Regions from separate parts of the Homo sapiens genome. Here region 2 is linked to region 1. Evidence: read pairs that join two places in POLR2A ChIA-PET (ENCODE). Cell type or tissue: MCF 10A. All regions are shown on one strand. Region 1 overlaps IGF1 (insulin like growth factor 1). Region 2 overlaps IGF1 (insulin like growth factor 1).

Evidence for each region. Peaks named below come from ENCODE experiments on the same cell type or tissue, not always from the same donor. Only the 100,000 strongest peaks of a DNase experiment are listed, where the experiment ranks them.
Region 2: POLR2A ChIA-PET joins it to region 1 with 5 read pairs; 2 of 35 experiments call an interaction of 5 or more read pairs at or near these places.

What each region holds. Positions count from the first base shown.
Region 1 is chr12:102,404,707-102,408,706 of GRCh38, reverse strand. The region is part of intron 3 of IGF1 (insulin like growth factor 1); the gene reads left to right. LINC02456 (long intergenic non-protein coding RNA 2456) reads right to left here. Exons shown (of 13, transcript XR_007063427.1): 8 at 1,086-1,219; 9 at 1-375. Among named protein-coding and RNA genes, the nearest start is that of IGF1, 74 kb to the left of the region's middle. In MCF 10A, no CTCF peak of the experiment used is centred here; a DNase peak (open chromatin) is centred at 2,396.
Region 2 is chr12:102,461,579-102,465,578 of GRCh38, reverse strand. All of the region lies in intron 2 of IGF1 (insulin like growth factor 1), which reads left to right. LINC02456 (long intergenic non-protein coding RNA 2456) reads right to left here. Exons shown (of 13, transcript XR_007063427.1): 11 at 1-4,000. Among named protein-coding and RNA genes, the nearest start is that of IGF1, 17 kb to the left of the region's middle. In MCF 10A, no CTCF peak of the experiment used is centred here; a DNase peak (open chromatin) is centred at 2,318.

The sequences.
Region 1 (4,000 bases):
AATGTCCCCACCATACTTGGTCACTGGCTCTTGGGAGGGGCCTGCCCTGTTCCAATCCACTAGAGCCAAAGAAGAGCCGTTGTACTGGCAGGGGGTGGGGGAATTCCTACAACCACATAAAAAGTGGGGTGAGGTTTCCAGAAAAAAACGTGATGCTGGGCTAACCAAAACTGTGTCCAGTAAGTACATATCCCTCACTCTGTTAAAGAAGCAGCCACATAAACAAGGAGTACACGTTTCTCAAAATGTGCACCTTGTTCTTTGGTTTTGAAGTCACATCCCAAAGTGCTGAGTAGATCGCATGACCCTCGCTTTGCCTGGCTGCCAGAGAGGAAAGGCTGATCCAACTCTCCTGGAATTTGAACTTGTGATTCCCTGAAGTAAAGAGATATCAAAGTTGATACTGAGACATCTAAATCATCCTCCACCATTTCACATGTCCCCAGGCCAAGCCAGCAAAATTGCTATAGCACATCCCTTTCAACAGGTAAAGGGCTGATATCTGAGCCCTCTTTCCAATCATCCACTGCTCTTTTCTTCTCATTTTGCCCTTTTTGGGAGCAGGTCAATGCTGAGTTAGTACTTTATGCTGTACAATAAGCTGCTGATATTCCATGCTGGACAGAATTTTCCCAGTATTTTTTATAGAGTGCCAGGCTTTTCCTAGACTTCATGTCATACAATACTTAACTTGTTTGGAGTGGGTGGAGATGGAAACATAGTCTATTGAAAACATCACTGCTTCCTCCCTGAAGTTTAAAGAGCCTATTTTTATCCTTTTAGATTCTATCTCTCAGGCAAAATCTCATAAAGATAAGTGGGGAGGAAAAAAAGGGGGTTATAATACCTAGGGAGTTTGCTTTTGCTAATTGAATACTGTGCTCCTAGACTTCTATAAATACCATTACAAATGGGTCCCAGCTTGTGGTAATACTCACCCTCCTCATTGAGTCTTCTGTCCCATGGCACAGCCTTTCCCTCCAAACTAGCATCTACCCCCATCTGGAAGCATGGGCAGCTCATGATATTATCAACTATTGCTATTGGAAAGTGATTTGGACTTGAAAGCACTAGATATTTTTTACCTCTTGGGGAGGCAGTTTAGCAGAGTGGTTAACTGGTGAGCTCCAGAATCAGAAGGAATAGGTCCAAATTCCAACCACTATTACATCTCCATCATAAGAAATTAGGCAAGTTGTTTATCCTAAGTTTCAGATTCCTTAAAGATAAAACAGTCAAGACAGTAGTACTTATCCCTGAGAGAAGTATAGGAAACAAGAAAATATATGCAATTTACATACATACTACAATCCCCAGCACATGACAAATGTTCAAGTAATGGGAACTGTTATTATTTTAGCCCTTTGTCTATCAGTTTGTTCCTCTGTGACCTCAAGCACATTACTAAATGTTAGCGAGCTTCAGCTTGTACGTGGGACTGACAGGAATAACACCGCATCACCTCATGTGGTGATTGTAAGGATTCAGTGATATTATTTTGTAAACTGTAAAGCCTTTGCAAATGTTAAGCAAGATTATTATTATTGCCGTTGTTATTAGTCCTCAGTGATCTTTTTTTTTTTTTTTTTTTTTTTTTTTTTTTTTTTTTTTTGGAGACAGAGTTTTACTCTGTCGCCAAGGCTGGAATGCAGTGGCACAATCTCAGCTCACTGCAACCTCCGCCTCCTGGGTTCAAGCAATTTTCCTGCCTCAGCCTCCTGAGTAGCTGAAACTACAGGCACACGCCACCACACCAGGCTAATTTTTTGTATTTTTAGTAGAGACGGGGTTTCACCATGTTGGCCAGGCTGGTCTCCAGCTCCTGACCTCAAGTGATCTGCCCACCTCGGCCTCCCAAAGTGCTGGGATTACAGGTGTGAGCCACCACACCTGGCACAGTAATCTTAATTGAAAAGTCTGTGGATAGCTTTCCAAAGGAAAGCTTGGAGCTTGGATAAGAACCAAGAGATAATGGGAGAAGGTGAATGGCCTCTTCAGGGCCTTTTCTAGCACCCTAAATATGCGTGTCTGTCCATAATGGGTAATCATATATATCACAAATCAAACCCTCCACAAACTTATTTCCTAATGTGTTTGTTAACCTTTCCTTCTAAAGGGTAAACTTCTTTAACCAACCCCAGTGAGCTGGAGGATCAATGTTTTCTTAATAGTCTTACCTTCGTTGGTGTCAATAGGAAACAGTATTTACTCACTACTGTTTTCCTTTTAAAAATCTGTCTAGTTGCATACTAGAAACAGTTTCAGCTGGTTTGTTTGTATTGGACAAGCTGCTGAAGTGAAAAGTTTTTGCTTGACTGAATGTGAGACAGTTTCATAACTCTTCAAGAAGTGCACCAAAGGTGGGTGCCAGCTCTGATGACGGCTGCTTCTAACATGCCTCCACTTGCCGCCCATTGTCAAGGGTGGCTGGCGTAATTAAGTTAAGACAATGAGCAAAGCAACAGATGCAACTGAGACCTAGTCCCTGAGTGCTTTTGTTTTGTCACTGTCATTGTCTGCAACAAAGAAGTCACATGTGACAGCCTGGGAAGAGAGCCAAATGCAAACCAGACGATATCCCAGCTGGTTTGAATGGCCTCCACCGTGCACGTGTGTGCATGGGAATCATGCTACTTGGTACAGCATCTGCTTCACTCAAGTGAGTTTCAGCCCATGGCTTTGCTGTGATGCTGAGACAGACCCAGAAGAAACAGACCAGGGAATCCCTCCGCTCAGACTTTACACTTTATACCTTGTGCTTTGAGAGAAAAGAAAAAGAATCTCTCTATTGGAGACAAAAAATAGGATGTATGTGGTTGGTCAATCTAACCTCAATTCTTTTTGCTATAGCCCCCCGCTAATTTAAAGAGTGAAGCATAGATGGTATCTTAATGTTTTCTTGTAGAAATTTGGGATTAATTTGGCTTGAGAGGAAGAATGGAGATTAAACGCTTTATGAGGCTTTCTTTTAATTTGTTCCCATTTCATTCCTGAATATTTTCTTAGTTTGGGCATTGCAGATGTTTAAAGAACTTCTTATTTTGAGCTGGTATGCCTCTTAAACAGAAAAACAAAAGGTAAAATTCAAATTAGTGTGTTTCTCCGCCTGTTAATTAATTTGGTTAGTAGTTAGGCAGAGAGATGGCATCCTTAATAATATCTATTTTGCGGGTTTGATCAGCTACAGACCATCAACAGTGTTGATTGAGAATTGAACAAAAACATTTCAAGGAGTTTGGGAACATTAGGGATGCTATTCTGTGGCCCCATGTGTCCTTCTCTCATTTTTCTAGAGAACTCCTATAAGAAAGCAGAACACGGCCAGGCATGATGGCTCATGCCTGTAATCCCAGCACTTCAGGAGGCTGAGGCAGGCAGATCACCTGAGGTCAGGAGTTCAAGACCAGCCTGGCCAACATGGTGAAACCCTATCTCTATTAAAAATACAAAAAATTAGCTGGGCATGATGGCGCGTGCCTGTAATCCCAGCTACTTGGGAGGCTGAGGCAGGAGAATCACTTGAACTGGGAGGCAAAGGTTGCAGTGAGCCTAGATCACACCACTGCACTCCAGCCTGGGTGACAGAGTGAGACTCCAACTCAAAAAAAAGAAAGAAAGAAAGAAAGAAAGCAGAACCCAATGGAAGATTAAGAACACACATTTAGCTTACGCCTGTAATACCAGCACTTTGGGAGGCCAAGGCGGGTGGATCACAAGGTCAGAAGTTCGAGACCAACCTGGCCAATATGGTGAAACCCCATCTCTACTAAAAAGTACAAAAATTAGCCATGCATGGTGGCAGGCGTCTGTAATCCCAGCTACTACAGAGGCTGAGGCAGGAGAATCACTTGAACCCGGGAGGCAGAGGTTGCAGTGAGCTGAGAACGCGCCACTGCACTCCAGCCTGGGTGACAGAGCGAGACTCCATCTCAAAAAAAAAAAACAACAAAAAAAAACAAAACACAAGTTTACTGGGAACTTAGCAGTAGATGCTTTGCAC
Region 2 (4,000 bases), 57 kb before region 1:
AAAAAGCCTGGTTCAAAGGTAATGACCAAATTTTTCTCCTTTTTTCTTGTGCCTTTCCTATCTGAGTCCTATCACAGTCATTCAATTGCTCAGAAACAGTCAGAAGTTCCCCATTTGGGCCTGACCCAGCTCCCCTACTGAACAGTTCTATGACCTTGGAGAAGTCACTTAACGTCCTTGAGCCTTACATAGCTTATCGTAAAATGGGAATAAAAATACACTTCTGAGTTGTTCTGAGGCTCAGCTGTAGAAGTGCTTTGGAAACGAAGGGCCATCCAAATAGTCACAACTGATGAACTGAATTGGATGCTTTTTGCCTTGTATCCCAAATCATGGCTCACAAATTAGATCAATGCCATGATTTCTGTAAAACCTTAGGCAACAATTATAATCTGGAAAAGTTAATTTGGCAGTGTATCTTCTCAACCTCATTAATTAAAAAAGAAAAGCATGTTGCTGCCTCCTGTTCACATATCACTTTACATTGAGACCACCCAAGAGTTAATTAATGTATCTTCAGAATGCTCACTCAGTATCACTATTTCCTCTCATTGGAAGAAGCAGCAAAGAGATGGGGCCTATCATTTTACCACACTGAGCTTGCTTAAAGACTTTGTTCCCCACGAGGTGATTGGGTAGTCACTGAGAGATATCACATATAGGCAAAAGATTTCTATTCTCTCAAGTCAGCTATTGGTGATTTCTGCTTAGCCTCAAAAAGCAGCATTCAGCAGAGGAAATGTACTCACTAATCAGAAAAAGTATCTTCGCACTCTCAAGTTGTACATCCAAACTGTTTTCTTATCACAGCCTGACTTAGGGGAATTAAATTTTTTTGTTTGAGAATGGCTTTGATGAAATCAAAATTGTGAGTTTTATCACCATATGGACCAGTGACCCTGTGGTTCTTCTATCCCAGGGGCCTCACATCCCATGGCTCCCAGAGACACAACATTTGATGCAGTTGTAACACTTTTGAACCACACAATCAAATACTGGCTACTGCTACTGCTGCTACTGTAAATTTTCATTCTCTCTATTTTATCTTGAGCTTTTTCAGAAGAACACAGACTAAGTTTTAAGGGTTTTCCCCCCTCCTGTTTTTCACAGCATCTAGTATGGAGCACTTAATAAAATTTCTTGATTTGATATTGAAAATGTCATTCCAAAAGCTATTTCCTTCTTCCAGTCCCCAGAATATATACCATGACTTACAATTTGCTACTGACATCATTTTGGATCTGAGATTGAAGATATAGGAGAAAAAAGTCAACAAGTCTACTTGAGATGTCACCTCTTAGGACCCCTTCACCACTGCTCCACTGAAAATGCCTAGCTCAAGATTAAGCTAACTCTAGTCAACAGGTAATTTTCAAAGGCTACTGGACCCTCACCAATAAGGTCTACTTATGAAAGTGAGAACAGAACCTCCACTCAGTTCCTCTCTACTTCTATGTGAGTTATTTAAAAGGAGTAGTGTTGGGCAAGGGAAGGTATGCAACAACTGGTACATCCCTGGCTAAGGTATGAATCACAGCTGGAGCACCAGCCCTTAGAGAACACTACAAGTGGTTTCTATTTGCCAATGCAGAATTGAAAAATTAGAGAGCTAGAAAGAACCATATAGAGCAATCTGATCCAGTGCTCTCACTTCCCAGATGAAAGGACCAAGGTCCAGAAAAAACATGATGTGCATGAGGTCACAAAAGTTGGTCGGAAAAGCTGGAGCTACTGGTCGGAAAGCCAAGGCTACATTTCAGTCACCTCATGCTTGGTCCAGAGCTCTTTGCACAGCTGGACCCTTTAAACTTAACCTCAATAAACTCATATGAGGGTAGTGCTCATAACCACAGTCCATACACTCAAAGTGAACTGCTATGTCATATTCTTCTGGTGTAACACCTCAGAATAGTTTCTAGAAAATTAAGCTCTTAGCCATTCATGAAATCTTCATTTACTAATTTCTACCATCCATCGGATAACATCATGAAGTCTCTTTATCCCAAATCTGATCGACCTGACTGTAGGACTGTGTACCTTAATAAACCCTAGTAGTTTGAGGGATTGGAGGCTTACAAAAGAAATAAAGGAAAAAGCTGATTTTAATTTGAAGTCAAGCCAGCATGTTGCATTGCTCTCTAACTCAGAAGTGACCCCAAACAAAAGGAATTATCGATGTGTTGTCTGTCTTCACACATTCCTAACTTGCTAGTCTTCCACGAAGATCTTCCATGAAGAAGCTTAAATTTTCCTACGTAGTTTGAGTTTTATGTTTCTTTCCATTAAAGTTTCCAGCCGTTCATAGACATATTTAGTTTGGCAGAAGGTAGTGGTGACTCACGGAATGAAGAAATTTGAAGGCAAAGCTACTGAAAATGGATCTAATTTCTTTTTGGGGTAATTTGGGAGCGAGCAATTGATAATTTGTCTAATTTTCCTGGTTTCATCAGCTGCCACACTGCCAAATATATGTTCCATATGGATGCTTTGTTATTCCTGAAACATATAACAAATTTCAGCTGCGACTTTATCTAATATGGTCAAAGGGTAAGACTATTGTTGGCTCATTTTCTCATTGTTTTTGGCTGGACACCCTCAATCAATGGCTATTGAGTGAAAAAACAGGATCATATTGAAACCATTTTCAGCATGTTGCTTCCTATGGATCCAACCATTTCACTGTGAGTTTGTCAAGCACAGCAAATGTTCTCTATTAAAGGGATGACTGTGTTCTCAACATGGATGCGACTGCCAGTTAATTGCATTCACCTTATAATTCCAGTCTCTCAATTTGGTGTAGAGATGGTTTTGGCTCTCCAAAGATTCCTTCTTTTCTGCTGATTCTTACCTCCTAGTATGGAACAGATATTTGAGGATGAATTTTGAGAAGATCAATGACACACATACAATAAGCATCATTTCAGGCTTCCCTTAAGTTAGACAGTCTGTGGGCCCTGAGTCATATGAATCATAAGACTTGTGAAAGGTATTAGTGCCACAAATCTGGCTGGCATTTCTGTAGATTATCGGTGCTTTGCATGCAATTATGAAAATCTCTCTTACCAGATAAGTCAGATGGGGGTTCAGTAACATTGCACAAAAGCATCATGATGTGTAAGCTAAAGACAAAGAAAGGCTTACTTCTGGCTGGTTCTGAAGTAGACACTGGCCACTTAGTGTTTTAAAGTCATTCAGTGGATGATTGGTTTCAATGAATATAAATGATTTTGATCTCCCTCCCCAACACACATATCAAAAACAACAGTAATAATAAAGAACAGAAAAGTCTATCTCTTAGAAAAACCAGATTTGAAAACTGGCTAGGGAAAGTGTTTTGTGGCAAGAAACAATCTCTTGTATCTCTTGTTTACAACGGGCTAATTGGTTTGATTAACAAATTGTCTAAGGGGAATGTATCAATGTTGCTTAGGAAAAACAAAGCTTAGTGTGTGAAAATACACATAGACATAGAGTCTTGCTACTCAAAGAAACCTGAGGGCTTTTTAGAAATGCAGAGTCAGGGGCCCTGACCCCAAACCAATTAAATCAAAATCTGCATTTTAACCCGATACCCACAGGATTTGGATGCGTGTTAAGGTTTGAGAAGCCCCATCTAGAGAATGGCAGGAAGTAAGAGGTACTTGCTAATTCGTGGCTCACATTTGATAAGACAGAGTACAAAAAGATCAACTGTCACTGCAGATTTCAAAAATGATGTTAAGGTCAAACCTGCTTGTGGCCATTAACAATATATATGCTGATTCACTGGTATTTGGTCCAGATTCCCTCAAGTTGGTGGAACCTTTCCTCAGAGGAATGATAGAACTGCTCCAAGGATAACCCCATGGCCTGACCTTCTGTGAACTGGAAATTGGAACTTCTAATTGCTGTAGCTGCAATTTCCAAGCCCATCACTGGGGCCAGGAACTGAGCCCCAGTCCTTAAGATCTTGCCAGTTTCTTTTTCAATAGTTACATTTTTCAAGAACAGCCAAGCAAGA